2 separate regions of the Homo sapiens genome follow, and region 1 is linked to region 2. The links are chromatin loops, found by intact Hi-C in ENCODE. Cell type or tissue: mammary epithelial cell. All regions are shown on one strand. Links, peaks and the distances in the headings refer to the core of each region. The heading gives the core; the rest is flanking DNA. Region 1 overlaps SP110 (SP110 nuclear body protein). Region 2 overlaps TRIP12 (thyroid hormone receptor interactor 12).

What was found. Peaks named below come from ENCODE experiments on the same cell type or tissue, not always from the same donor. Only the 100,000 strongest peaks of a DNase experiment are listed, where the experiment ranks them.
Region 1: it touches region 2 in a loop (11-fold over the local background); 18 of 110 quality-filtered maps call a loop at or near these places.

Annotation. Positions count from the first base shown.
Region 1 is chr2:230,150,415-230,166,225 of GRCh38, reverse strand. SP110 (SP110 nuclear body protein) reads left to right here. Exons shown (of 19, transcript NM_080424.4): 19 at 1-1,040. Among named protein-coding and RNA genes, the nearest start is that of SP110, 62 kb to the left of the region's middle. RefSeq lists a silencer at 5,831-5,900. In mammary epithelial cell, for the core only: CTCF peaks have their summits at 4,796 and 5,892 (motif pointing right); a DNase peak (open chromatin) is centred at 4,785.
Region 2 is chr2:229,793,237-229,809,047 of GRCh38, reverse strand. It overlaps TRIP12 (thyroid hormone receptor interactor 12), which reads left to right. Exons shown (of 42, transcript NM_001348323.3): 16 at 679-796; 17 at 1,184-1,340; 18 at 3,165-3,318; 19 at 4,821-5,049; 20 at 5,359-5,477; 21 at 6,589-6,796; 22 at 9,665-9,765; 23 at 9,999-10,173; 24 at 11,217-11,358; 25 at 12,266-12,457; 26 at 13,718-13,869. Among named protein-coding and RNA genes, the nearest start is that of DNER, 87 kb to the right of the region's middle. In mammary epithelial cell, for the core only: a CTCF peak has its summit at 7,693 (motif pointing left); no DNase peak of the experiment used is centred there; H3K27ac peaks cover 595 bases.

The sequences.
Region 1 (15,811 bases), core at 2,341-10,340, 360 kb before region 2:
ATTTCATTTGTGGTTAAAAGTAATATAGGTGGTCTGCCAGGCGCAGTGGCTCAGGCCTGTAATCCCAGCACTTTGGGAGGCTGAGGCGAGTGGATCGCGAGGTCAAGAGATCGAGACCAGCCTGACCAACGTGGTGAAACCCCGTCTCTACTAAAAATACAAAAATTAGCCAGGCGTGGTGGCGGGCGCCTGTAGTCCCAGCTACTCAAGAGGCTGAGGCAGGAGAATCGCTTGAACCCGGGAGGTGGAGGTTGCAGTGAGCCGAGATCCCACCACTGCACTCCAGCCTGGGCAACAGAGTAAGACTCTGTTTCAAAAAAAAAAAAAAAAGTTATATAGGTGGTCTTATTTCTGTCATATTTTAATATTTCTCTTTTTAATGTTTTAATGTTATTTTTGTCTATTTTTTTTCTTCTGCCTTCTATTTTGGAAGGCATCGTAACGGCTTTTAGTTCCAATATTTACCCATAAGTTTTCCCAATGCATTTTGACTTATTTTTTTAATGTCAAAGTCAAAAATAAAATATCTGTAATGTGTCACATACTTAAGGCAATGCGTTTATCACTTTGATACCTCTCAGCTCCCTTATTCCTGTCTTTTCACTCTCTTGAAATACAGACATGAATTAGTATTAATTTTTTTGCTTTTACTCTATAATGTTTATTCTATTCAATTATATTATGTCATTATTTGTTAGTTTCACATTATGTAAATTATTTGTCATGTCCTATGTCATATAAAGTAATTCAAAAGCAAAAATTAAAAGTGTGTGTTACGTGATAACCTGTATTTTTGAGAACAGTATTAATGTGTTTCTGTTTTCACTGTTTAAGATTCCCTGCTGGTCTTTTCTTGACACGACTTCTCCATACTTCCTTTTTGCTCTGCCTTTCAGTCAACTGAAGTGTGTCTTTAAGTAATTTGAAAAGAATTACATGGATGGTATGTTTTCTGATTCACCATATCTTAGAATGTGTTCTATTGTTTTCATAAATTAATAACATAATATATAACTTATCATAACTTCTCACCTTCAAAATTGATTTAAACTTTGTTCCACTGTCTTTGGGGATTTTATTCTACAACTCTGAAATCTAAGTCCAGCCAGAATTCTGCCTCCTCATTAGTGTGTGGAAACCAATGATATTTCCCCTATTATCCCAATAGTTCTATATTTAGTTATTTTTGCCAGGATAGGTTTCAAATATAGTACCTTTTCATTCATCATGCCTGGCACACTGAGCCCTTTCGATATACATGCCTGGTTATTTTTGCAGCCCCATTAAACCTTACTGATCCATTTGTCCTGGGCTCACTTTCAAGAACATCTATTATCTACAGGCTATCTGCTCTCTGTTCTCCCTATTTATCATTTTTTAAAAATGTTTCAAGAAGCACTCCTCGTCTTAGGCCATTAGTATGAAACTGATATTAATATAATTGCAATTTGATAGTATTTAAACCTATTTTTTAGCATGTTAATAATGCTAATTGCTATTTTTAAACAAAAGTTCAAAGGACATAAACTTTTCTCAACATAATGCTTTTCTCAAGACAAAAATTGCAAATCATTACAACTTACTAAATTGTCCTGGTCTGTGTTTCTGGCTTTTCATTCTTAGTCTCCATGGAGGAGTAAGACCATCAAAAACCGAGGCCCTGCCCCATAAGGAGGCAGAACCTGTCCAGCAGGCCCCCTTCAGCCTCCCAGTGAGGAACTGGGAGTAGAGTGTGTTGGAGTTTCCATTTAGGTACCCAGTGTCACAGACTAATGAACAGAAAATGTATAGAGATTTCTTTTGCTCCTATTTCTCAGTGTTTTCACAACAGTGTGAACTGTGAAATAGATTGACCTCACCTATGATCCAGGAAAGGGCGGAGGCAGTTTGAGCACTGGCTCAAGAAAAGCATATAATAAAGTAGAATTCCCTTCATTGTATGGAAAGACAACAAATATGGCCATAAAGATGGCCACTCCTGGTGCCATTTTGGAGTGAATGCTGAGTTCTAGAGATGATGATTTTATCAGCCTAGACTTTAGACTTCCAAATCCTTCTGAGAGGTACACTAAAGGTTCCCATTCCTAGCATAAGCTCAATGCATTATGATAAAAGATTCCCCTCCCTACCAGTTTACCAGCAGCCAGGATTGCTGGGTAAAAAAATCTTATATCCATTCATGACCTAACCCTGTCTTCCGTTCTCGCATTGGTAAGCTGATCCAGGTCTGTCTGTCTATCATCTAATCATGGCTCTGGGTTTCTCTGTATCTTGGGCAGGGGGTGGGGGGTACCCTAAAGAGTCATTTATTTCTTTCAAGTTGAGACTTTCAAACACTAGCAGTTTGATTGCCATGACAGCCAAGACCCCTATTCCCGGAACACTCTCTTCCCTTGCTCCTGTTTGTTGCTGTACTGCTCCCCTGGTTTTCAAGTGATTTCTGCCTGCGAGAGCAGGGTTTGGGTTATTCTGCTTAGCCCAGCTGGTCCTCACCTTCCCCCAGACTCTCTGAGCTGTAGGTGCAGGATTTGCCCTCCTGGTCGTTTCCCACTGCTCAGGCCTCATCCACGTTCAGCACGTACCTCCTTAGATGTTAAAAACTCTTAATGAACCCACCATCAGTGATGCCCCTGCAGACAATGCCAATTGCCTCTCTCCAGGGACCCATTCCAGTCCTGCACCCAGGCCATAATAACATAGGCGTTAAAAAGAAATTATTTAGGCAGATAGTGAGGGTAAGGAAGTCCTCGCTGAGGTTTTCCTTTTAATGAAAAGCAGCCCCCAAGTCATTTCTTTTCTAACAAAAAGCAGCCTGTAAAATTGAGCTGCAGACATAGATAAGCAAGCTGGAAGCTTGCACGGGTGAATGCCGGCAGCTGTGCCAATGGGAAAGGGCTATCTGGGAGCCAGGCATGTCCAACACGGTGGCTCCATCTTCCCTTTTCCTTGCCAACCACATGTACAGTAAGGAGCAGACAACATGGTGCTGACCAAGTAGAAAACCCATTTGCATAATAATAAGATTAGGGTGGGGTGGCCAACTTCCTCCTGTGCTATGTAAATGTCACATGTGGTCCAACCAATCTGTGGGCCCTATGTAAATCAGACACTGCCTCCTCAAGCCAGTCTATAAAATCCGGTGCATTTTGGCGTGGGCTGGAAGACCCACTTGGGCACTCCTCTCTCTCTGCAGGAGAGTTATTCTTTTTTCTCTTTCTTTTGCCTATTAAACCTCCACTCTTTCTTTTTTTTTTTTTTTTCTGAGACAGAGTCTCGCTCTGTCGCCCAGGCTGGAGTGCAGTGGTGCAATCTTGGCTCACTACAAGCTCTGCCTCCCGGGTTCACGCCATTCTCCTGCCTCAGCCTCCCAAGTAGCTGGGACTACAGGCGCCCACCACCACGCCCGGCTAATTTTTTGTATTTTTGGTAGAGACGGGGTTTCACCATATTAGCCAGGATGGTCTCTATCTCCTGACCTGGTGATCCACCTGCCTCATCCTCCCAAAGTGCTAGCATTACAGGCGTGAGCCACCGCGCCCGGCCAAACGTCCACTCTTAATCTCACTCCAGGTGTGTCCATGTTCTTGATTTCCTTGGCATGAGACCACAAACCTCAAGTATTACCCCAGGTGAACAACACTGCTTCAATTTCTCCCATCTGATCCAGCTGGGTTCCACTCTTTCCTGAACCCTTTCCTCCCCAACTGGCCAGGGAGCCTGCATCAGCTCAGGACTACCTTCAGGTTATGATGTGGGAGGTTTTACATGACTCCAAAAGGTTGCAAAAATGGAACAACAAAAAAAGCTTTCTTATCAGGAATGACTGGAGGAATTACATGTAAAAATACATTCCCCCCTCTAGCTGATAGCAGAAATTCCACCTTGGAAGATTCATTCTTAGAAACTGGGGAGACATTGTCTCCTGGTGAAGTGCAGCCTCCCTCAGGAGAGGTAGACTTCATTGGCATCAACATCTGGAGTGGGTACATTTCTCAGATGCTTTCCAAGCTCTGGTAGAGCCAGGCCTTCAGAGCAAGCTCACATTCTGCAAGTAGTTATGGGAGTCGGTGGGCGGGGTCAGTCCTGGCAGGTGCCTTGGACTCTTTGCTTTCCTGCCCTGAGCCCTGAGGACCCTGACTGCTTCTCTTTCGTCCCAAAGCTGCTCCAATGGAACTCCTCCCCTCTTGAAATTAGGTGTGGGGACTATGGGATTCACAACTCTCCTGTCATTCTATCTCTTCTGTAATTGTGACTTAGAAAAAATGCACAGACCGTATTCATTTTAGCAGTCATTCCCCTATGAAGTGACATGTGAAATAATGAAATCAAGAAGGCACTGTCTTGCTCTCTTCACCTCTGGTCTCAACTGGGCCATTTGAATCTCCAGAACCATCTAGAACAAGGAAGACCACCTGGCGAAGTCCCTCCCAGCACAGGACTCCAGGCAACCTGGCACCAGTCATCCCCATTGGACAAGACCAGAGCTCAGATGCATTGGCAGAGGGGACACTTTTCCCCTTTAGCAGCTACTGGCGTCTGATCATTTACAGAGAGGTTGGGTAGAACCCTGAGGAACCCATGATAGCCACTTTCCAGAAGACAGCCCGGGGCCTCAAGCAAAAACTCAATGGTGAGGACAGTCACCCAGACCTGGACACAAGGCCCAAGTATGAGCAGAAAGGGGTGGTTACACGTCCAGGATGTCAGCTGATACTGAAGCATCTGACACACTGTTCTGAAACAGAGTCTGTTGGATGTGGAGTTAAGGTTTTGACTCACTAAATGCTCTGCCCTAGGGGATAAAGTGGAAATGTCCTTATTTCGCAAGGGCAACAGCGAGGTTTCCAGCCTTCAGGCCCAGCAGTGGTTCTCCAGCTTCCACAACCCAGACCTTAAGCACTGTGGTTGCAGCATTCAGACCCCGGGCCACAACTGTGCCCAGCTATCAAGGCCGGGATTGAGGGGAGCTGACTCAGCTGCCCCCATGACTTGGTTCAGAATTGACTCACGGGCCTATGAAAGTGCTCTGGGGGTACCTGTCAAAGCTTGGTCTTGGCCAGTGAAAGATAAGCATTCAAGTTAATGGGCATATGTTAGTACTCACCAGCAGGAAAAAACTAGAGGCTTCAGTGCATCCTAGGATCCTGGGGGAAGAATTGTCATGTCCTCCTAAGAAGGCAGAATTGGTCCAAACAAGGGACAGTGAGGAGGGCAGGGTAAACAAGCCACTCCTTGCCACCTACAAGTGCCAATTTGCCCTAAATTTTCCCAGACAGAGCCCACAGGTCAGATTTTGATGTTTCTGTATCTGGACCATGACCCAGTTTGTATTCATAGCCAATCCCTAATCTCATCATCATCTCAGTTTCCAGTTCCTCAAAGAAGTTTACCCTTGAACCCCTAGGCCTGGTTCTGGCTCTGTGGAGGGCTCAGGCAGAGCAGAATGCATACAGAGGCTTTCCCATTCTCCCAGGATGGGCACAGGACCTAGCCCTGAGAGCAGCAGGCACCCTGGACTTCTACAAAAGTGTGCCATAGGCCAGGCACGGTGGCTCAAGCCTGTAATCTCAGCACTTTGGGAGGAGGCGGGTGGATCACTTGAGGCTAGGAGTTCAAGACCAGCCTGGCCAAGATGGTGAAACTCTACTAAGAATACAGAAATTAGCCCAGTGTGGTGGTGTACACCTGTAATCCCAGCTACTTGGGAGGCTGAGGCAAGGGAATCGCTTGAGCCTGTGGCGGGGTGGCGGAGGTTGCAGTGAGCCGAGATTGCACCACTGCACTCCTGCCTGGGCGACAGGAGACTCTGTCCACCCTCTCCCTACCCCACAAAAAAAAAAAAAAAAAAAAAAGTGTAGCATGCTGTTCAACCACCAGAGGGCACTGTGGGCCCCTCCAGAGACGGAAAGGAATTGAGCTATTAAAGCTCCTGCAAGGACAAGGAACTAGCAGAAAGAAGTAGTGAAGGCTTTGAAGGGGAGGAAGATGCTCTCAGTGGCTCCTATTTCATGCAGATGGAGGAAAACCAACCAAGAGCATGCGCCAGGTCCTCTCCAGATGAGACTGGCAAAGACGAAGCAGCAGGCAGTCACGTTTAGGCACATGCTTGCGAGGATTTCCTTACTGTGACAAAAGGTCCCTTCTGTTGTTTGTCACAAGTGCAAAACCTCACAGCTAGCATAATGAAACAACTGAGATGCACTCAGTAACGTGGGCTGGAAAAGGATCCCCAGTTTTTCGTTTCATAGATTGGAATCTGGTAGGAGGCCCGCCTGGGGATGGCCGGCAGCAGGCAGAGACCTGGATTCTAGATCCTCCCATTTGCAAGAATGTCCCAGGTGACCTCCTCTCGGGGATGCTAGAGGATGAGGACAGGGTGAAGAAGCCAGCCTACTGGGGGAAGGGGGGTCTTTGGGACCAATCAAGAGTGCTTAGAGAGGGGTCCTCTGAGATATCTGGACACTGACCGCTTCCCAATGAATTGCCTATGGCCCGCTGCTTCAGAATCACAGGGAGCTTGCCTAAAATGCAGATTCTGGGATGTTGGCTCTGGGTGGGAATCTCTAGGATTCAGGCCCAGGAATCTGTGTTTTTAACCAGTTGAACAAGTTTTCTAGGTGATTTTTGTTTGTTTGTTTTGTTTTGTTTTGCCACAATTAGGTTTGAGATCCACTGCCCTACGACTGGTCCTTTATCTGACTTAAACATTTGACAAAGGAGCAAATCTAACTAAGGTATCTGTGGTGTGGGCAGCAGTAGAGCCTGCAACTTAATCACAAGAGCTGTCCTTGTCCTGTGAGGTGACAACCGAGAGTTTATTGTTTGGTTGATTGCTTGGTTTGTTTAATTGTAATGTTTTGTAGTTTAATTGTTTATTTATTAACAGCTTTCAGAAACAGTAATAAGAATAGAATGTGAAGCCAACTGCAGAAGAAAAAACTAAACTGAGAAGGGAACTAAATAAAAAAGCAGCTGGGCAGATGAGATTTGGGGGTGCAGGGAGCAAGCATGTGGATGGAGGGAGGAGATTAATATTGAGCCATGGTCATGAGAACTTCAGAGAGAGATGGATGAGTGGAGGTGGCCCACACGGTATTCTCTTTTAGTGTTAAAGTCTCACCAATGCACCACGACGTAGCAGTCTCTCGTTGTGACGTATTACCTGGAGTTCTTTGTCTCATGACCCAGAGAATTAAGGAGTGTGGACACAAAAGGTGAGATTGGAGCAAAAGTTTTCTAAGCAAAAGAAGAAAGCTTTCTGCCATGGAGAGGGGGCCCAGAAGAGGGTTGCTGTCTTTACAGTTGAATGCAAAGGCTTTTATAAGAAACTGATGAGGGCTGGGCATCTCATTTGCATAAGACACAAATTTCTGTTAGCTCCACCCCATCCTCCAAGTGTGCATGTGGGCCCTTAGCTTAGTGACTCCATATTGCTTTGTTCCCCTTACTGTACATGTGTTACGGGACAGAACTTTCCACTGCAGGCGTGTCTGGGTGAGTCACCTGTGTAGCTTTTCTTATCTATGTGGCTGTGGGCGTGTCTTAGGCAAGCCCCTCTGTGCAAGTTGGCTGTTCTTTTGTTTGAAAGAATTTAACTGAGGGCCCACCCTAACTGCCTGCCTGACTGGCTTCTTCCTTTCTCCTCTCTCGGTAGGTCATGGATTGGCTCCTGCTTTGACACCGCCTTGAGGGACTTAAGATGTTGGCATGATTTTTGAAGCTTTTTATTGGATATTGGGTTGATATTATATTTGAACATGAAGTCACCCTGAGGTGTGCTGTCAGGTGGCCCCATTGTATTTGGATACAGGCAGCTGTGAAATGCAGGGGAGCAGTTAAGAATATTAACAGGTCCCCAGTTGAAATGCTTTAATGGCAGTGGTACATGGCCTGTTCCTACCCCACCCAACACACGTCACAACCCCAACCCCTACCCCCAAAGCCTATTCTCAATATGGCAGCCAGACTTAGCCTGTTAAGATGAGTCCAATCCTACCTACTCCACCTTCAGGGTGAGAGCACCCCCTCTGAGGCCTGTATGAGGGGCTTCTCCCCTCCCTCGTAGGTCTGCTGCACCCACTGGCCTCCCTGGAACCCAGGCCACTCCTGCCTCAAGGCCTTTACACCAGCAATCCCCTGGGTCTGGAGCTTCCTCCCCCTGGAAGTCCCCACAGTTCACCCTCACATCTTTAATGTTTTTGCTCAAATGTCCCTGGGGGAGCCTGCTCCAACCACCCCTAATGCTGCAACCTCCCACACCTGGCTCTCCTGCTCCCTCTCACGTGTGTCCTTTCTTCCCCCAAAATATCCCATTTATCATGTTCTAACACGCAACATGATTTGTTTATTGTGTTTGGTGTCTGTCTCTTGTCACTATCATGTAAGCTCCACAGGGACAAAATTTTTTATCTCTTTTGTTTGTTGGTATATCCCTACCGTCAAACTCATCAGCGCTTAATACAGATTTGTAGAATGAATGGATGAATGAATGAATGCCTCTAGGCTCCCAGTCAGTCTGAGCAGGCTGGTTTGCAGGTCCGGAGCTTCTCCGAGCAGCATCTCCCGACTCCTGGTCCCCATTGGGTCACTGGAATCTCACTCCCCATGCACCAGGCCACGTCTTGATGTTTGATGGGCTGGGCTCCCGCTCTGGTTCTGCCCCAGGACTCCCTTCTGCATCCTGCCCCGTGGTGTCCTTGCCTATGCCCCTCTCATCGGTGCCACTGCCCTCCCGAATGCAGCCTGGGCGTCTCTGCTGTGAGCTCCCGTCACTGGGCTCTGCCCTCTGTGGACACACTGTGCCACTTCCCCTTCTATGTCACTGACCTGGACCCAGTCTGAAGGTTGCCCTCCTGTTAAAGAAACCCAGGACCTGACAGTAGGTAAAGTAGGAAAAGCACATTTTATTCAGGAAGTATTGCAAAGGGGGAAAGAGGCCTCAGTGCATATAGAACGGACTCAGTGGTTAATTCAACCAGAACGAGTGGGGATTTATAGCCATGGAGCAGGCTGGCAGTCGGGATGGAGGAAATTACTAAGAGAAAGCAGCAGGGGGAAGGAAAGCTTCTGGTTAAACAGGCTTAGGATTCTTGCTGAAGGCAGGCCAGGGTGGTCAGATGCGAAGGATGGGGGCCTCTCTCCACACTGACTTAGGAGGGACTTGCTAAAACTGGCTGATGCAGGCCCAACGATGACAGGCACAGAAGCCCAGGGTTGAGGCCCCGTTGAAAGAGAGCTTCGAGGAGCCTGACTTAAGTGCGGCCTCAGAGCGAGTCTTTGTCCTGGGAAGCGGGACCTTTTGCTGGCAAGCCAAGCGCCTGCCCTAGCTTGACCAGGGTGCGGAGCCCGCCCTCCCCTGCTGCTGTGCCTTGAGAATCAGGCAGATCCAGAACAGGACCAGGCCAGAAAATCCTGCGGCTGTGGGACGTGGGCAGGATGAGGCCTTGCTGTGAATGTCCCTGAGAAAAATGTGCCTCCCTCCCTTTCTAAAAAGGTTTCCTGCCGTGAAAATGACACCCAGGAAAATAGAACAGGAGAAGACCAGTCTCGGGAACCACACCTCCGGGAGCTCCTCTCAGCCCCTAGCCAGCGGCCCCTCTAGGCCCACAGTCCCTCCTGGACTGGAGCTGGGGTCGTTGTTCTCTCAAGGAAGCAGTGAGGAGTGTGGACAGGCCCAGGGAAGAAATGCCTGACTCTGTGCTTCGTGGGGAAGGCGGGGAAGACAGCAGGGATTGGAGCTGAGAACCAGAGGCCAGAGGACGCCCTGAGACAGGACTTCCTGAAAGAAGCCCTGGGACCCCCACTGCCAAGGGTCCAGGTGAGGAGGGGAGATGGGGTGGGGGCTGGGGCTTTCAAAGGATCAAGTTTTCACCACCCAGACTTTTTGGGATTCAGGAGGGGGGTGTTGGAGTGAACACTGGGCTTCAGCTTCTGTCCTAAAATACCTAAAATCAAAATAAACCCAGCCAGGCGTGGTGGCTCACACCTCTAATCCCAGCACTTTGGGAGGCCAAGGAGGGAGGATTGCTTGAGCCCAGGAGTTCAAGACCAGACTGGGCAAGATAGTGAGACCGCCCCCCACCCCCGCACCCCCATCTCTTCTACAAAAAAATAAAAATAAAAATTTGCTGGGTGTGGTGGCGCACGCCTGTAGTCCCAGCTACTCAGGAGGCTGAGGTAGGAGGATTGTTTGAGCCAGGAGGTCAAGGCTACAGTGGACCAAGATCACCCCACTGCACTCCAGCCTGGGTGGCAAAAGGGAGACCCTATCTCCAAAAAAAAAAACCTTACCCTGAAAATTTAATTTCCTTCTAACACATCATCCTGATCCCCAGGAGAGATTCATCATCCTTCTACTTGACTTTCTTCTGTTGAACTATCTAACCTGGTCTATTTCAACAAATACTATTTCTTGACAACCACTAACCTGGCTTGGGCTTTATTAGGCTAAAGAAATGCCTGCCTCCAGAATTAGATTCTATAAAGTTTTCTTTTGCAGACAGATAGTGGAAGTGCCCAAATTAATCATTTTAATTTCTCAGAAGGGAAGAAAAAATGCCATTTGATCCAACCACATAGGCAAAGTGCCTCGCACACAGTAGCTACTCGGTAAAGCTGAGTCACGGCTGTGGTTGGGACCAGGGAGGGTACCCTTCCCTTCACATGCAGTGTCCTGGGTTTCTCCCTCCTGACCCTTCTCATCAGGAGTCCCTGGAACTGAGGTCCCACGAGGCTTCAGGTGCCACAGCACGGGTGGCAGCTTCTGTCATGCCAGCCACAATCAGTGACCCCAGATAAGGTTGGCAGGGTGATCCCAAAGAGAACGGTGACTTCAGCCCCAGCACAGGGAGGCCGATGGCTGGGGACTGGGGGAAACTCCTGTGGACGGGGTTCCTGAGAATGGCCTGGAAAGAAAAAGCTAAAAAGGTGGAAGTCAGACAGAACACAGCTCATGCCACTTCAAATAGGAATTTGCCCACATCTAGGCCAGGCCCTGTCGCCTCTTGTCTCTCTCAGCAGTATTGGTGCCTGAAGGGATCCATTAAGGGATCCAGTGTGAAATTTTCTGGCTTGGCTCATAGACCGTCCTGTCTTTGGAATCAAAGAGCAGACACAGATCAATGCATAAGGTGAGGAGTCTTGAATTCTTAACTATTTCTTTCCTTAGTGAAAGAGAGTTGCACTGGCTAAGTGTACTGAGTTTAAAGCCTCTTGTTCCTTCTGCAAAATCTGCAGGCACAGCAGCCTGAGGCATCTGCCCCTAAGCCAGGGTCAGAGCTGGGGGCAGCAACAGGGGCTGGGGACCCGAGACAGCCCCTTGGGTTTCCCTTGCAGGTGCCAAGAACCAGCAAGTCTCCTGGGGATTGAGTGCCTTGTGGGGCACTTGGGCCTGTCCCATTGTCCTCCTCCAAGGAAACTTTTGGGGCACTCTGGCTCTCCAGGGCTGGGGACGGCTCTGCCCCATGTCACCAAGGCCCTCTGCAGGGTGTGGGTGTGGACACAGCTAGTAGCACGAGCCGTGGTCGGTCTGCAGTTCCACCTTTGCAGCTTTGCCCTTCCCTGTCTGCCAATCTGATCCCAATCCTGTCTGTGCCCATCCCAACCCCCTATACCTGAATTACATCAGCCTAGAATTCACCTGCTACTTCCATTCCTGCCTTCAAATTCTGACCTTTACCTGTCTGGCCAAGGAGTTTTGTCCCTCCTCGATGTGCTGTTGTTTAAATGCTCCCAAGGAAATGCCTACCCCAACCCCCAAAACAGGATCAGGGACCAGGGTTTTTTTTTTTTTGCTGCTTCCTTCTACCTTCACCTTCAGTGTTGCAGAGCACCCATAGCCCGCTGAACCAGGGGTTCCGTGCCATCTGCAATGCTGTGTATGTGCAAGAGGTGAGGCAGAGAACAGGGAAGCATACGTTCCCACTCCTAAAAATTCCCAGAGAAAAATACTTTCTGTGAGTGTCAAAACATGATGGGACTGTTCATGAAATCAGTCCGTGAAGTCAGCTGTGATCATGATGAAACATGAGCCATGGTTCTGTGGGTTCTGAAGCTATACAAATCACAAATTCTTCATCATGATAGAAACTGAAAACCTAACTTGTTCAACATATGTTTCTTGAATTGGATATCCAGACGCAAAAAAAAAAAAAAAAAAAAAAAAAGGAGGAGAAAGAAAAAATCTCAATCATAATCCAAGAATCTGATACCATATACAAAAATTAATTTAAAATGGATCATAGACCTAAATGTAAAACTGTAAAGCTCCTAGAAGAAACAGGAGAGAAAATATTTGAGGAGGTGGTAGGCTGGATGCTTTCCCAAAAATGCCTACCTCCTAGTTCCTGGAACCTATGAACATGTTATGTTACCTGGCAAGAGACTTTGCAGATGCAAGGAAAGAGACAGATCTTAAAACAGGGAGTGTATCCTGGGCTATCCAGGTGGGCCCCACCTAATCACATGACCCCTTAATAGCAGAGAACTTTCTCTAGCTGCAGCAGAAGGGAAAATTAGATATTCCAGTCATGAGAAGTTCTTTAAGAGTTTATGAGTCAGGATTGCCAGCTAGCAGAGTGAGGGCCTCATTTTCAAGGATCAGAGAGAGGCCCAGAGAGAGGATCAGAGAGAATTCCAAGGGCGACCCCAGTTGACCCCAGCAATGAAGCTGGCAGCTGAGCCCCACAACCTCAAGGAACTGGGTTCTGCCCACACCCTGAGTGAACACTGTAGTGGATTTTTCCCAAGCCTCTTGGTAAGAGCCCAGACAGCCGACACTTTGACTTTGGCCTGGTGAGACCCAGAGTACAGAAACCAGTCAAGGAGCTCAGACTTCTGACCTACAAAACTGTAAGATCATAAATTTGTGTTGTCTTATGCCACTAAGGTTGTGGTAGTTTTTCACAGCAGCAGTAGAAAAATAATAGAGACCCTGGGTTAGGCAAAGATTTCTTAGCTAGAACATAAAACACATAAACCATAAGAGAAAAAAAAAAGAATAAGCTGAACATCAAATTAAAACCTGATTTTTGGAAGATACTTTTAAGAAAGTTAAAAAAGAAACAAGAAAAGATGAGGACAATATTTAAAAACACATATCTCATGAAGGACTGGAATCCAGAATATATAAAGAAATCCTCAGCCAGGTGCGGCGACTCATGCCTGTAATCTCAGCACTTTGGGAGGCAGAGGTGGGCAGATCACCTGAGATCAGGAGTTCAAGACCAGTCTGGCCAACATGATGACACCCTGTCTCAACTAAAAATACAAAAAGTAGCTAGATGTGGTGGTAGGCACCTGTAATCCCAGCTACTCAGAAGGCTGAGGCAGGAGAATCGCTTGAACCCAGAAGGCAGAGGTTGCAGTGAGCCGAGATCAAGCCACTGCACTCCAGCCTGGGCAACAGAGCAAGACTCCATCTCAAAAAAAAAAAAAAAAAAAAAGAAAAAGAAAAAGAAAGAAAGAAAAACAAATCTTAGAACTCAATAGAGACAAAATATTCAATTTTTTTTAAGTGGGAAGGGAAGATGATTTGAACAGATACTTCATCAAAGAAGATATACAAATGGCAAATTAAACACATAAAAAGATGCTCAACATCACTAGTCATCAGGGAAATGCAAATGAAAGCCCTGATGAGATACTGTTACACACCTATTAGCATGGCTAAAATTAGAAAGACTGGCAATACTAAGAGCAGACAAGGAGGCAGAGCAACTGGAAATCTCATGCATGCAAAATGGAACAATCACATCGGAAAACAGTTTGGTAGTTTCTGACAGAATTACACTAATGTTTATCATTTGGCCCAGCAACCCCTTCCCAGGCACTGAAATAAAAACATAGGTCCACGCAAAGACCTGTACATGGATGATCATTGCAGCTTTATTTGTAATGGCCAAAAACTGGAAGGAACTCACACGCCGATCAGCAAGTAAATTGGTAAGTAAATTGTAGCACATCCATATAATGGAACATTACTCAGTAATAAAGAATGACAAGCTACTGATACATGCGGCAACAGGGATGAACTCCAAGAGCATTAGGCTAACTGAAAAAAGCCAGACTCAACAGGCCGGTAATGACATAATTTCATTTATATGATGTCCATTATATGACATTCTAGTGGAGGCAAAACTACAGGGACAAAACATGGATTGGTGGTTGCCAGGGATGGCACGGCAAAAGAGGAGTGACTGCCAAAGGGACTGAGGGAGCGTCTGGCACGATGGGACTGCCCTGGGTCTTGACTGTATTGGTGTCATGTGGTTCTACATTTGTCAAAACAAAACAAACCTACATTTTAAAAGAGTGGATTGGCCCAGTGCAGTGGCTCATGTCTAATTCCAGCACTTTGGGAGGCCGAGGCAGGTGGATCATGAGGTCAGGAGATCGAGACCATCCTGGCCAACATGGTGAAACCCCATCTCTACTAAAAATACAAAAATTAGCCGGGCATGGTGGCGGGCACTTGTAATCCCAGCTACTTGGGAGGCCGAGGCAGGAGAATCGCTTGAACCTGGGAAGCGGAAGTTGCAGTGAGCTGAGATCATGCCACTGCACTGCAGCCTGGCCACAGAGCAAGACCCCGTCTCAAAAAAAAAAAAAAAAAAAAGAGTGGATTTTACCGTATGTCAATTATACCTGAATATATCTGACTTCTATAAAAACTACATGATGATCCCCACTTCCACTAAAAATAAAACCCCCTATTTGGTCCCACCTGGCCCACATGATCCCCTAAATTGATCATTATTATTATTCACACTTTTCGAAGTAACACATGTGTTTTCTAGTCTTTTCCTGCAATTATCTTTTAGAGGAGGGCCCCTTGAAAGAAGAAGTTCCCAGGAGAGATCAGTGTATCATTATGAGCTTGAGCTCTTCCCCACTTTAAGCCAGTGTAATGATTTAGAATTAATTGCCTACTTTTCTTTCTGTCATCTGCGATTAATATTTTATTGCCAAAGTAAATGAGAATTGTTTTTAAAGGGACAGCACAGCCTATATTGACTCAGGGCATTTGTTTCTGTCTATTGTACTGGAAAGCCATGGTTGGATTCTCTGAAGCGAGGACACTCTGGCTATCATCCTTGGAAGTACTGACAGCAGAGACCACAGAAAATAAATTCATGCTCAGCCCAGACCTATTTTGGCTGCAGTCACTTTTCTTGGTGGAGAGGAGCCCTTCTCAGAAAGAGCAGGAAAAGCACCTGCTGGGCAGTGCTGCTGCAGATCCCATCCAGGTTCTCTATTTTTAATTTTTATTTTATTTATTTATTTCAGATGGAGTCTCATTCTGTCGCCCAGGCTGGAGTGTGGTGGTGCCATTTCAGCTCACTGCAACCTCCACCTTTCAGGTTCAAGCGATTCTCCTGCCTCAGCCTCCCGAGTAGTGCCCGCCACCACGCCTGGCTAATTTTTGTATTTTTAGTAGACGGGGTTTTGCCATGTTGGCCAGGCTGGTCTCAAACCCCTGACCTCAAGTGATCCACCCACCTCAGGTCCCAAAATGCTGGGATTACAGGCGCCCAGCCCCCATCCAGGTGCTCTAAACAGCTGAATAAAATCCAGGAACACCCTAGACTGAGGACTTCAGGATGCTGATGCGCTAATTAGCTATCAGACCAGGTGCACAAAATCGGAGCTCACCACCTTGTTTATTTTGCCAACTGCTAGGGGTAGAATAAATGAAACAAAGACCTACTGGCCAGATGCGTTGGCTCACCTGTAATCCCAGCACTTTGGGAAGCCAAGGTGGGAGGATCACTTGAGGCCAGGAGTTCAAGATCAGCCTGGGCAAAATAATGAG
Region 2 (15,811 bases), core at 3,530-11,529:
AAGACCCAGCTGTGTCTTTAGGTTTCAGCTTTCCTTAGGTTTAGACTGACTAAACGGTAGAGACTGAGAGTTCCCTCCACTCACAGTGTCAGCACATCTGCGTGGTTATCACGCAGAGTCCTCCAGAAAATGATGTCTTCTGGGAATGGAAACTTACAGTAGAGAATGCCTGCCTGATCCTTGTATCAAGTTTGCATGTAATCAGTGTTGCTTAGGTAGTGATTTTCCTGATCACAATACAATAAGATTCAGTTACATTTAATTGTTAACGTTTTATACTATGGGCCACATATTTTCAGTATATTTGAATTGAAGACAAGTACATAAATATATTTGATTTGTGGTATGTTGAATGCATTTTTGTGCAAAGTACGATGCTTCTCAAGGAAAGAAATAAAGGGTTCCTGAAGTCTCAGGGGTGAGAAGGAATTGTGATTAGGCACCCAGCTAGGTTTGGACTAAAGAACGAAGTCTCCAGAAAGAGATTGTTAAAATCTACACAAATTTTTTTTAGGCCTTTATTACAGCACTTTTGCATTTTTTACATTAATTTCTGCATTATGTTGCTTTGTAAGAAAATGATTCTGATTATTTTCCCCCCTTGGGCAATGTTTGCCTTTGAATGAGGTAGTATAACTAGTTTAATAGCCTTTTGTTTTTTGTTGTTGGTTTTTACAGACATTGCAGAAACGCTTCACTTTCTCCTGTGTGGTGCCTCCAATGGAAGTTGTCAGGAACAGATTGATCTTGTTCCACGAAGCCCTCAAGAGTTGTATGAACTGACATCTCTGATTTGGTAAAGATTGGGCTAAATATCACTTTGGGAGGCCAAGGCGGGTGAATCACGAGGTCAGGAGTTCGAGACCAGCCTGGCCAACATGATGAAAACCCGTCTCTACTAAAAATACAAAAAATTACCTGGGCGTAGTGGCGGGCGCCTGTAATCCCAGCTGCTTGGGAGGCCAAGACAGGAGAAATTGCTTGAACCTGGGAGGCGGAGGTTGCAGTGAGCTGAGATCGTGCCACTGCCATCCAGCCTGGGCGACAGAGTGAGACTCTGTCTCCAAAAAAAAAATTGGTCTAAATACAACTTTTGGTTTGTGTGAGATTATTTTTCTTTAGAGACCTAACGTTTACTAATATTTCATAAAGTTACTAAAATTATTGTACTTTTTGTTTTCAGTGAACTTATGCCATGTTTACCAAAAGAAGGCATTTTTGCAGTTGATACCATGTTGAAGAAGGGAAATGCACAGAACACAGATGGTGCGATATGGCAGTGGCGTGATGATCGGGGCCTCTGGCATCCATATAACAGGATTGACAGCCGGATCATTGAGGTAGTAGTTTCATCGTACCGTTTAAATGTGTCTATTTTGTTGGAGAGTGGGTGTAGGGATGGAATGGGGAGGTGGATATGTGGATTTGAATGTGCTTGATTTTGAATTAACTCAAGATTCTCTCATTTTGTCTCCTGAGAACAAGGTCCTCATTTCTGTTCAGGTCAGAAAACTTCATGTTCTAGTCCTGCTTCTGCTGCTAACTACCTGATTGACTTGGAGCAAGTAATTTAAGTTTGTTGTTCCATAGTTTCCTCATTTCTGAAAGGAAACATTGGAAGACTTAGGCCGTAGGTTTCTAAAATTTATCTATCTTCTATCAGAAAGCAATGTCCCATGAGCAAAGATTTACATACAAATAGTTTCCTCTCAATATTTTTCCAGAGCAGAAACGTGGAAACAAATGAAATAGCCAGTTCTGGGTAAATAGTTAAGTAAATTGTGATACACGTAGGCTTGTATGTTATCCAGATATTATTGGGACAAATTTTAATGATATAAAATCAAATATGAATGAAAAACACTATACAATATTAAGTGAATCTTTTTGGAATTCAGCAAAATAAGTGAACATATGAATAATACAAAGGGGAGGAATGTACCAAAATGTTGACAGTGATTTTCTGTGACAGTTTTATGTGATTTTTATTTTTACTTCCTTATATATTGTTTGCACTGAAATATTTTTAAAACTAAATGAGCATAATATTTGCTCTAGCTTAGGAGGTGTTGATCACTGTGTTATTTGTGATGCCATGCATAATTTACTATTTTCAATACATGAGACACCTGTAAGAATTTATCTATTTTCTAATTTCAATCTTTGATGTTTGAATTCTTTTTAGAACATCACACATTTTGAATAGACAGTCTTCTTTAAAGGTGCCTTCTAGTTCGTTTCTAAAAATGAATTTTAGAAAAAATTTTAAACCAATGACTTACCTCATAAAATCAAGAGTTTTAAAAATAAATCCAGTTTCAGAGCAAGCTTTTATGAGAAAATTGACTTTGACTGGTCTTCTGTGCAGCATTATATATAAGCAGTGTATAAGCAGGCCAATCCTGCTAATAGTGGTCCTGGTCTCTAACTCTAAGTCGTCTTCTTTTTAGCATTTTCCTGATCATTGCACCTTCACTATTAGCTTACTCTCTCATATGTGCTGAGAGTCTTGTCTTCCATTCAGCCTAGGAGTTCCATAGATTGGATTCTGTAATGAGAATATTTTGTCACTTCTGTAGTCTGTTTAAAGTCAAACTGTGCTAATTGAACTGTGTCAATTTAAATATGTTCTGTATACCACACACAACCTTGGCGATTAATCTGTTTCAGTTGTGTCCCTTTCAGTCTTAAAGTTATCTTTGTTTAATGAGGACAATTTTATAGGATCATTTTGTTTAAGGGAGGATTTTGGTAGGTCGCTAAGAATTCATCATGTAAATAATATTTTTAATCTAAGAATACTAAGATATATGGATAACTGATTTTTTATAAGCAATGTCTTAAAAGCATTCTCAATACAAATGGTGTCTTCTTTGTGTCAGTGATGCTACACAGGTGGATCTTTCATCAAGATTTTACCTGCATTTATGTCTAAGGGTCCCTGATAAGGCTTGAGGCATGTAACCTATGTCTAATTAAAAATGATTTGTTGAATGAATGAGTTTTGTCATATCTACACTATTATTCCATCTTCTGTTAACTTCACCATCTAAAACCTGTTGAAATAAATATGTAAGATAGCATATTTGGAGGGTCCCCACTGTGTCTTAAGGTAATAGATTTCTCAATGTTTATATTCAAAGTTTCTCTCTCTTTGCTCTCAGGCAGCCCATCAGGTCGGTGAGGATGAGATAAGCTTGTCCACTCTGGGACGAGTTTATACTATTGATTTTAATTCTATGCAGCAAATCAATGAGGACACGGGAACAGCACGTGCCATTCAGAGAAAACCTAACCCGTTAGCCAATAGTAACACTAGTAAGTACATTCTGAGTTAAAATAGCACTATACTATTGTGCAATATTTTGTGTTTGCATAATAAATAATAATTGGCTTATTAAGTATCTTTTTAAGCTTAAGACAATTGCATAACAATAATTTGGTTTTCGATTTTTTAAATCATGTCCATTAATGGATGAGTGAGCCAGTATTAACTGGTATCTTTTCCACAATTTGTCTGCTTACCTGATGTCCTGAGATTCGAGTCAGAATTTGCTCATACAGATTTTTATCTGATCCTGTCATTACTATTATACCTTTAGATCCATTGACTAGTTCTTTCCAACCTTGTATTTTATACCTTCCTGCCAAAATTATCTGAACTAATTAAGGACAGATAATTGTGATTAAAAAAACAAAACAAAACAAAACCAGGTTTCTGACATTTATCTGTCCCCTCAGGGATTTAGTTCATTGCTTTTTCAGCCCTAGTTTAGAGAACAGTGGTCTGCAAATATTTTTGTTGTTGTTGTTGTTGTTGTTGTTTTGAAAAGGGCCAGGTAGTGCTGGGCATGGTGTCTCACGCCTGTAATCCCAGCACTTTGGGAGGCTGAGGCAGGCAGATCACGAGGTCAGGAGATGGAGACCATCCTGGCTAACACGGTGAAACCCTATCTCTACTAAAAATACAAAAAACTAGCCGAGCGTGGTGGTGGGCGCCTGTAGTCCCAGCTACTCAGGAGGCTGAGGCAGAGGAATGGCGTGAACCCGGGAAGCGGAGCTTGCAGTGAGCTGAGATCCTGCCACCACACTCCAGCCTGGGTGACAGAGTGAGACTCTGTCTGAATAAATAAATAAATTAATTAAATAAAATAAAGGGCCAGATAGTAAATAATATAAGTGTTGCAGGTTATATATAGTCTATACTCACCACCATTGCCATTGTAGCCCTCAATTAGCCATATACAATATGTGAACAAATGTACATGGCTGCGTTCTAATAAAATTATATTTACAAAAACCGGTGGTGGACTGGATTCGGCTTACAGACCGTACTTTGTCAACCCCTTGTATATAACTTACTGCTTATCAGTTATCTTTTCCTTACACTTTATGTCACTAAGCAAAGTGGTAGAATTACCTTCTTTATCCATTTTACAAAGCTTTTAGTGAAATATGGTGCATTTCTAGAACTCAGTTTCTTACCACTGGTTTGGTTGGTTAGGATTGGATTTCCCTATTGTTTCATTGAATGTATATCAGTAAAATAAAGAGGTACAGTGCGGTGATGAATTGTTACTTTCAGCTGGCCCCAATGGGTCACTAGTTTTCTAGACAGCTGAATTTTGTCTGTCTTAATGTTGCCTTTAGCATCTTTGTAAATCCTAGTTGATCATATCATAGAAGTTCATGTGTTCTATAATGAAAAAGTTTTCATAGCATTTCAAGAATTACACTGGCTTGAGTATTTTATATTGTTTATTGTGTTTCTGAAGTCTGTCACTTCAGGATTGCACATATATTTTTTTTTAATGTAATAGGTGGATATTCAGAGTCAAAGAAGGATGATGCTCGAGCACAGCTTATGAAAGAGGATCCGGAACTGGCTAAGTCTTTTATTAAGACATTATTTGGTGTTCTTTATGAAGTGTATAGTTCCTCAGCAGGACCTGCGGTCAGACATAAGTGCCTTAGAGCAATTCTTAGGATAATTTATTTTGCGGATGCTGAACTTCTGAAGGATGTTCTGAAAAATCATGCTGTTTCAAGGTGTGTTAATGAAAATAGTAGAAACATTTTACAAATACAAATCTCTGCAAGTAATTTCAGAAACCTCTAAAGTAATAATAGAAAAAATATGCACAAAAATTTGTTAGGAGTATCTTGAGCTCTTTTTTGTCTATTTATATTCACATAATAGCTTTTATAAAATATAAAACTTGAGCATTTAAGAAAAATGTTTATGTTAATAGAATGGTTTCACAATGAAAATGCTTTGCTCTCAATTTAAAGTAGTATGGCCAAAAATAATCATCAAATTCAGGCAGAGTTTTATATACAAATGCTTTCTTTTTTTAGTCACATTGCTTCCATGCTGTCAAGCCAAGACCTGAAGATAGTAGTGGGAGCACTTCAGATGGCAGAAATTTTAATGCAGAAGTTACCTGATATTTTTAGTGTTTACTTCAGAAGAGAAGGTAATGTCATATAAATTAATAGTCATTTAGTCTAGATAGTACTTCAACAGAAATAAAGTTTTAATCTGTCGAGCAAAAACTGATAGCTTTTCAATTTAAAAATGACATTTAAAGCTCTGTTAGCTTATAGCTCTGTGTACGTAGAATGTGTCTTTTAGGCTGGGCGTGGTGGCTCACGCCTGTAACCCCAGCACTTTGGGAGGCCAAGGCAGGTGGATCACTTGAGGTCAGGAGTTGGAGACCAGCCTGGCCAACATGGTGAAACCCAGTCTTTAAGAAAAATACAAAAATTAGCGGGGTGTGGTGGTGCACACCTGGGCTGATGTCAAACTCCTTGCCTCAAGCAATCCTACTGCCTCAGCGTGGGATTACAGTTTGTCTTTTAATAAGAGTCTGATAGAATGATAGAAGCCGTGGACTCTTCCCCAGAAAAATGTGAACGTGTGCTCATTCACTCACGTTAAATATATCCACATATTTGCATATAGTTTATACTAGCTGATAATCAGACATGCATATTGGTATACAATTTGATAGTTCTTAGTCACACTCCTTCATACATACTCTCCTATGATTCCGGGACAGATAGGAACCCCTGCCTCACAAGTTAATGTTTAGCTCTCTTTACACACCTTAAAGGATGTGATAGTTCCCACCCTTCAATAGCTGGTTTTTTTTTTGGTGGCAGTGTTAATGTGATCTTGTCTTTTTGTAGCGCTTGAAGTTAACTGATTCTTGGTCTTTTCCATCCCTTCTGGCTGTCACACCACAGGGTGTGCACTGTATTTCTGTAGTTGATTATTGTTTTTATAATGAGTATTTTGAACTCTGAATAGGACTTTGTGACCCTATTAAGTTTTATATAATCTGGTTTTGAAGATTAGAAGACATTCAATATCAGTATTTTTCTTTAACCTTTAGTTTTTATATTTTTTTCTGATTGAAGTCAAGTTGAAAACTCTGGCTCCTAATTTCTTTTACCTATTTGCCAGTTATGTTTTAGTCTTTTTGTGTATTATGTCAGTGTTGGTATTTAGGGATTTTGTAATGGTGGGGAGAAGGTTCTACTCCTGATTAAAACTGACTCCCTTTCATCTCTGTTATTATAAAGGTGTAATGCATCAAGTAAAACACTTAGCAGAATCAGAGTCTTTGTTGACAAGTCCACCAAAGGCATGTACGAATGGATCGGGATCCATGGGATCCACAACTTCAGTCAGCAGTGGGACAGCCACAGCTGCCACTCATGCTGCAGCTGACTTGGGATCACCCAGCTTGCAGCACAGCAGGGATGATTCTTTAGATCTCAGCCCTCAAGGGTAAGTAAGAATTGTGTTGTGATTTTTATTTCTTTGCTGTTAGCGCTGCTTTGGTACCTAAGAATCATATAGGGAGTAAAATGGTAACATATTAGCATATATATATTATATTTTTCCTTTTGTATTTTGTTAATGAGAATGGGAAGAAAACATTTATTGGAAACCTACTGTATTGGGCTGTGTTTAGGAACTGTAAGAGATTAGTTTTATTCCCACTGACATACAAGGAAACTAAAGTTCAGAGACATTTGTGACTTGCACGGTGTTACACACTTATGTTACTTGTAGGCTCTAACATTGTGGGATTTGAATTCTGGTTTCTGATTTCATAATCTTGTGACTATTTTTTGTGCTGCTGCATACATACGACCTCAGAGACATCCAGATATTAATACAGTTAAAAATACTGAAAATTAGAAGTCTTAGAATAAAGGCCAAAAAATACTGATTCCCCATTTATCTTTAATTGGCAACTGGGAGTTAAATACTTTGCTTTTAATAAGGGAAAATGAGAGTTCTTAAATTCTCTACTCCCATTTATTTATCAGCTTTTAATCTTTGTTATACCATGCTACTAAGAATGTTTCCAAAACTTCCATTGGTTTCCATTTTGTTGTGTTAGAAACAAATCACACTCTAAAAGTGTTTTTATTTCCTTGCTATTAGAAGCTTAATATTACTAGATGAGTGGTACCTGATGAACCAAATTCAGTTCTGAAATTCAGTATGTATTCACTTCAGTACTCTTTCTGGCTCCTTTTAAACTGAAAAGTAGATCATGCTAAAATATAGTAATAATAAGTGGGGTCCAAAAATTTAATCTTATAATCTGCAGGGTAGCATTGTCTTGTGCAGGCAGCCAACTCAGGTAGGAGAGGGGATGAGGGGAATTTGGTGCCACCTGGTGGCAGTTTTCTAGTCCAGCTTAAATATGAATTTTGGCAGTTTCAAGACTTCTGGCAGACTGAACTTCTGGCACAGTGGGTATTATTTTAGGAAACTGCTGAGTTTAACTGGCACCCATGTTGTTTGACCAGTCTGAGGAGATTGGGCTTGGAGAGTTCTGGGGACTCTTCCACATCCCTGATTCTGCAGTTGCTTTTGTCTGCCATTTTCCTTTCCAGCCTTGCTCTCTCCTTTACTTCCTTCCCAGCCCCATTCCTACCCACTAGCTGCTGCAGTAACATAAGTTATTGCAGGGTTTTACTGTAATGTAGGCATGGTGCCTGAGACATCATAGATACTCAGTAAATTACAGAGAGTGATACAGTTCAGACAATTGCAGTATTTCTTTCCCTTTAAAAATGTTTTCCTTTCTCCCTTTTTTCTTTTTCTTTTTTTCAAAAAGAGACACAGCATGGGGTCTTGCTCTGTTTCTCAGGCTAACCTCGAACTCCCGGGCTCAAGTGACCCTCCCTACCTTGGCCTCCGAAGTAGCTGGGACTACAGGCATGTGCTAGCATGCCCAGCTCAAATGCAGTATTTCTGAGCCATTTTAATTTAAGGAGTTGGAATTGATTATAGAGTCTAACAGTTGATTATGCCAAAGAAAGAGAAAATAACTTTTTTCTTAAAATATTTTTACATGGTTTTAAATAGTTTTAAGTGGTTCCATATTACAGCATGGTTGCAAATGAAAAATTCATGTTAATTTTTTTTAAATGAAAATTGTTTAATTACATTTTTCATCCTTTGAAAGTTCATTTTTCCTGATTGTCAAGCACATTTGAGCACATTATTAAGTATATTCCATAGAAATGTCAGGTGTTGGAAATTTTCCAATTTTTTTTCAGATTTTTCCAGTTTTATTTGGGCCACAGACCAACTAAACCACAACATTTTTCAGCCTTTTCATCTTATTTAGTTTTGTTATTCTAAAAATTTATTGCTGTTACAAACTATTTCTACTGTCGTTAGAACAGGCTACAGGTGTTTAATTTTGCAAATGATTCTAATTCAGAATAAATTACTCATACTACTCACTAGATTTGTATATAGGTTTAAAAAAACCAACTAAAATGTTCATAAATGCATTTATTTAGTATGTTATTGCCATTGTCACACTATGAAATTACTTTGGGTAGTATGTTAGAGGCAGATGAGTATTTTGACAACATGAACACTAAGGGTCATGTATATTTTACTCACGGCCATTTTGGTTATGGAAAAAGTGTGTTATGTGGATTTAACATTCTTTTTCAGGTTGGTGATTACCCGTTTATTTTTATTTTGCTCCTTTGTGTTGCATATTTGCTTTATGTACTTATATACTACTATTTAAAGTGGAACACATAGAAAATTGATCAGTCATCTTATCTGGCTTTATGTTTCATAGTTCAGTATAGTTAAACAGCTAGTTATTTTCTGAATAATCATTTGCTGTGTCTGCACACCTCTAGAACATGACTGGCACAGAATTGGCATTAAATAATCACTAAACAAGAACATACCTTGTTATGACAGTATTTTTTTTTTTTTTGAGATGGAGTCTCACTATCTCCCAGGCTGGAGTGCAGTGGCGCTATCTCGGCTCACTGCAAGCTCCGCCTCCCGGGTTCACGCCATTCTCCTGCCTCAGCCTCCTCAGTAGCTGAGACTACAGGCGCCCGCCACCACGCCCGGCTAATTTTTGTATTTTTAGTAGAGATGGGGTTTCACCATGTTAGCCAGGATGGTCTTGATCTCCTGACCTCGTGATCTGCCCGCCTCGGCCTCCCAAAGTGCTGGGATTACAGGCGTGAGCCACCGCGCCCGGCCTGACAGTATTTTATTACTCCCTGTTTCTGCCATTTTAGTTTGCTTTTTCAGTGAGTGAAGATATAAAACAGTGGTAATTGCTAAACTTATCTCATATTTTCCCATGGACAGTCGATTAAGTGATGTTCTAAAGAGAAAACGACTGCCAAAACGAGGGCCAAGAAGGCCAAAGTACTCACCTCCAAGAGATGATGACAAAGTAGACAATCAAGGTAACCCCTTTGATGAAACTATGGGGAGGTAAAGGGGAGGGTGGTAGCAGGTGCAGAAATGTACTTTATTAAAACTGCCAGTAGCTCTTGAAGTATGCCTAAGTTTCCTGAGGACTAAGTGTTCTTAGTTCTTTCAGTTAATTAATCTGTTAAGACTGTGAATCTTAAAAATCAGTTGTTTTTCATCACTTAAACTAAAATGACTTAACTGTAGTTCTTTTTTCTTTTCATAGCTAAAAGCCCCACCACTACTCAGTCACCTAAATCTTCTTTCCTGGCAAGCTTGAATCCAAAAACATGGGGAAGGTTAAGTACACAGTCCAACAGCAACAACATTGAGCCAGCACGGACTGCGGGAGGTAGTGGCCTTGCCAGGGCTGCCTCAAAGGATACCATCTCCAATAATAGGTGAAGTGGGGGGAGTTTTATGTTTCTTCTATTCCCATATCAGAAAAACTTAAACATTATTTCAGCCAGTACGTTTATTGTGTGGAGACGATACATAGACACAGCACTTTAATTTGTTCTTAAAAGCATAGTTCAAGAATTAGGTAGTTTCTCAGTTTATGAACCCTGCATCTGGCTTTGTCCTAAGTTCCAGTCATGTGCTTTGAAACTCCTTCCAGCATACCTAGCTGAAAGTCTTATACGTTCAAAACCACATTGTATTCCTTGGGGAACCTCTTCCTCAGTTTTGTTCCAGACAAGGAAAAGCTGACATTTTCTGTCCACATTCTTCACATCTTTTATGATAAAATTTCTCTACCCATTACAATGGAACTTCAGGATTTTAGGGGAGAGCCTTTTTTTTTTTTTTTAAGTCCTTGGGACTTGTTTTATTTTTGGGTTCTGCATGTAGCATACCAACATGATTACTTCCCTCTGCAGATAAGAAATTTTAAAAGACCAAATGTCATTGAGAAAATAAACATGCTCTCTTTGGTTTTGTTGGTTGTTTTTCTTAATTTCAGTGTATAAAAATAATTAAGTGAATGGATTTCTGAAGCCATCAGCATTTGTAATTTAAGCAGCCGGGTCTTATTTGCCATAGCTTATTACATCCTTAATAGGCGCATGTTTCTGGTCTGTAAATCTTTACTTCAGCTCTCCAGGAAACACAAGTTAAGGATAATGCAGATATGTATGTACTTTAGGAAGTAAAGGGAACACTTAGGAAAGTGTTATATTGCAGGGTTCCAAAAAATTATTACACTTTGTTTACAATTCATGTAATGACCTGCAGTGTATTTTAAGTTTTTAAACAGTTCTCCAGGTGGTACATCGTAGCCCATTTTCAAAGTGAAAGTTAATTTGGTTATGGAATCTGGAGTTTTTAAACTGTAAGCATAGACCAGGATGAATTTTAAATGTAGCAGCTATTTGCCTTGATCAGAAGTTATATCCTTTCTACATACACTGGGACTTTAATATCTCCTTTTTGTTTCTTGTAGAGAAAAAATTAAAGGTTGGATTAAGGAGCAGGCACATAAATTTGTAGAACGTTATTTCAGTTCTGAGAATATGGATGGAAGCAACCCTGCATTGAATGTCCTTCAGAGACTTTGTGCTGCAACCGAACAACTCAACCTCCAGGTGCTGTGTCCAGTGCATTTTGCTGGTCTTTTTCAGTCTCTTCCCAGCATCTCCTGCTACTCTTTTCCTTCATGACTCTCTAGCTTCCTATGGATTTAGCTATCCTACATCGACTTTTACCTTATATACACCCTTGGTGCTGGCATTTCTTTTACTTATCCCTTGACTATCAGGATTCATCAGTCTGTATTAAATGTACTAGAAACCTCATCTTTGACTTTCTTTCCTTCACATCTCATCATTCTTGACAAATGAAGAAACTTCAGAAATGTCCTCACAAGCACATCTGTTTTCTAAGTCATCCTCAACTATAGGTATAGATGATAGGCCTTCCTTAGCCCCTCTCTTCACATGGGGTCTCAGAGTGGCAGGAGAGGCTAGAGGTTTACTAATAAGTGTTTTACGTTTCATCTGGTTCTCAGTTTTTGTTCTTATTTTTATTTTTATTTATTTATTTATTTTGATGTTTTTGATGTACCTTGAGCAGTTTTGGTAGTATGTTTTCCAAGAAATTGTTCATTTTGCTGAGACCTTAAATGTATTAATTTAAAGCCACACCTTGTATTCTTGATTCATCTTTCCATTCTGGTGTTATAGCCCCTTATTCTTCAGTTTTCTGTTCTCATCTTTTAAAATACTCTTTTTTAAAGAAAACTACATTGGTTGAATATGAAGATTTTCTTCTTATGTTATTATGGATTCCTGGTTTTCCTCATGAAATATTTAGTGTGTGTGTGTGTGTGTTTAAAATCATAATTTCCAAGGATTTACTAAGACTGTACCACTCCCCTGCCCTCTTTTTTAAGGGCGTTGAGAATATATTCATTTCCTTTTGAGGATATGTGAGTTGTGTATTTTTTAAGTGCTGCTTAAATCAATATAGAAATACTTTTCCTAACTCTTTCAGGTGGATGGTGGAGCTGAGTGCCTTGTAGAAATCCGTAGCATAGTCTCAGAGTCAGATGTTTCATCATTTGAAATCCAACATAGTGGATTTGTGAAGCAGCTGTTGCTTTATTTGACATCTAAAAGTGAAAAGGATGCTGTGAGCAGAGAGATCAGATTAAAGCGATTTCTTCATGTATTTTTTTCTTCTCCAGTAAGTTATCTAATAATGCCTGTGTATCTTTTAAGAATCAGTGCTCACTAATGCATATATTTTCATCTCAGTAATAATTTCCAGCAGGTCTTGGTCAAGACATTGAGGGAAAACTTCTAGGTTTTCACATAGTTGGAATCCTTCAACTTCTGTATATCAAAGTAAATAGTAAAACAATGAAATGGGGATTTAACAAAGCCCATGTCACTATTTCTATGATTGAAGTATCTTGAGTCTTTTTTGCTTGCAGGATGAGCCATTAATAGTAGTCTCTCACCTGTGAATGTATTTTACTTGCAATATTTGTTTTTAAATGTATTGAAGTTTGTATTAGTTCCTTTTAGTGAAACAGACATCTATAATAAGATAGAGGAGTTATATTTTCTTGTTTTGTACATAAAATACAGTTGTAACAGTTCCAATCAAGGGCGCTTAATGACCATTTATGTCACCGTTTATAATGTGGATTACAAAGCCACAGAGTGGCTCCCCTTCCTTCACTCTTAAGTGGGCCAGAGCAAGAGGGTAATCCTTGGATGCTGTTGACAGCATTCTCCTTGTTTTACAGTGGCTTAAAGAGAAGGCATCACTTGGAAACGTTCCCTATTATCTGTGTAATAGGGCTTAGCATAGCTCTCCTATGTATTAACACTATTTCACCATGCGCTTGCAGTCCTCAGAGGCATTTGAGCATTGCTTGTATTTTAACTTGTGAGTCAACCTAAAGCAAAGTTAGTATTTATTGGAGATTCATTAGAAGCGTGACAGTATTATGTATAGTTTTACAGCATACTTAAGATTATGTGCAATCTCTTTTCTGAAACCCCTGGAGTTTGGTCGGTTTCAAAGGTCCTACAGTGTGTAGTACATTAAAATTCCCAGCAGTTTCTGAATAGCACTGTATATTATATGCATTAAATATTTTTATAGCATAACATGAATATTCTTACTAAAATCAGATAAATAAAGACTGTAAATAGCCTTATGTCTGTTTGGATCAGATTTTGCCACCAAGTGACTTGTGTTTTCAGAGCCTTTGGATGTAGAGATTGTGAATACAGGATTGTGGGCTGTACAAAACAGTTGTCTTTATTGAAATAATTGACGTGGTAACATCGTTCAAACCAAATCTGCCATAAAAGATAAAGATGAATAGACAAATTATTCTCTTTTATAAAGCTGCTTATTAAATCTTCTCTTTGAGGAGACTTTTGTTTTGAAAAGGCTTTGTTTAACCTGTTTGTTTATTTATAACTTTAGCTTCCTGGAGAAGAGCCCATTGGAAGAGTGGAACCAGTGGGTAATGCACCTTTGTTGGCATTAGTTCACAAGATGAACAACTGCCTCAGCCAGATGGAACAATTTCCAGTCAAAGTACATGATTTCCCTAGTGGAAATGGGACAGGAGGCAGGTAAGGACCATTGCCTGGCTATACCCTTGCCACTGGAATTTGGTACTTAATTTCACTGAAGTAAGATGGCAAGAGGTCTGGTAAAGTCTTGATTGGCCCAGAAAACATTCAGCTGTAATGATGAAAGAAATTAAGCACTCTAAAGAATGAATCAAATGCTTTCTTATCTTTAAAATTATACCATATGCCTTAAACAGGATGCTTTATAAATATATAATCCAGTGATTGTATTTGTAACTTGTAATAGGCTTAGTTTTCCTTAAATTGATACACTTCAGCATACAAAACTTCCTTAAGAACTTTATGTTTAACTTCAGTAGGGATAAAAAATTTTTTGTGGCTGTGAGTAATGTTTACATTTTGAGCGATATGATTTATATGTAATATTAGTGGCTATAACTTTGTATTTTGATGGGGTCAAATGTTTGAAGTTTTACTAGTTTAATAAATATATATATTTTTAATGTAGTTTTAAGGACTCTTGAGGTGCTACAGGAAAGAATTGTTCTATGTTGTGGAATGTTACAAGTTTCATGGAATATTTTGACCGGAGGCCTAGAAAATAGGAAATTTGTTTGGTTTTTATTTATTTATTTATTTATTTATTTATTTTGGGACAGAGTCTTACTTTGTTGCCCAAGCCAAATTACACTAGTGTGAACATGGCTCACTGCAGCCTTGACCTCCTGGCTGAAGAGATCTTTCTGCCTCAGCCTGCCACGTAGCTGGGGCCACAGGCATGTGCCACCATGTTCCATTAATTTTTTTATTTTTTGTAGAGACGGGGTCTCACTTTGTTGCCCAGGCTGGTCTCAAACTCTTGGGCCCAAGTGATCCTCCTGCCTTGGCCTCCCAAAGTGCTGGGATTTCTGAGCCACCACACTCAGCCTAGTTTGGTTTTTAAATCCACATTTTGACGTTTTAAAAACATTTAAAAAACTTTGTTTGAATTAAAAACCATATGCATTTTTGAGTGATAAAGCAATCACATCATGGACTAGGGTTTCTTTTCTGCTTTGAAATTTAATGTAGTGTGTGGTATTCAGTTTTGATCGTTATGATTTCCTGGAGGAGTTCATGAAATAAGGGGGCATTTTGACCTGTGCTTGAGAAAATCATGAAGCTTTTTGTGTCCAAATTTATATAAAATATGTTTGCATATGTATATATTCATAAAATGGAATATTCTCCACATCCCTATTTGTGTGCTTTATGTGCAGGAGGGTCCAATCTTTTGGCTTCCCTGGGCTATATTGGAAGATGAATTGTCTTGGGCCACATAAAATACACCAACACTAATGTTAGTTGATGAGCTTAAAAAAAAAAAACACTCATTGTATTTTAAGAAAGTTTACGAATTTATGTTGGCCTATATACAAAGCCATCTGGGCTGCATGTGGCCTGTGGGCCGCAGGTTGGACAAGCTTGCTTTGTGGAATCATACAGATAATCACAGTTTAAGTTTGTATCTGACTCCTGCCAGAGCTTTTCTGAAATGAGCAATTAAACATCATGACCAGGTTTCAACTGCAGTAGCTATTAAACCGCTTCGTTCAAAACTATTATAGCAAGGTAAATTTTAAAGGTTAGTTTTTAATGTAATATTGTAGCTGAAATCTTTGAAATAAAGAGTTTTTTTTTTCTTTTTAAAAAATATAATTCAATAGGAATGGGCAAAATATTGCAGAAGTGAGTGTGCTTAAATAGTTCAGGAATTTTTGTTCCAGAAAAATAATTAAATATTCATGGGTGAAGTATTTCTGCTCCCATGGATTTATGATGGGACAGAGATCAAATATTGACTTAAGGTTTTCATATGCATGCATACACATCCGTCTTTTATTTCTTACGTATAAAAATTTTTTCTAAATAACTTGAATTATTGGCTTTACCATTCACAGAACTGGTAAGTAAATGCTTAGTACTAGTGTGTCTTATGAAA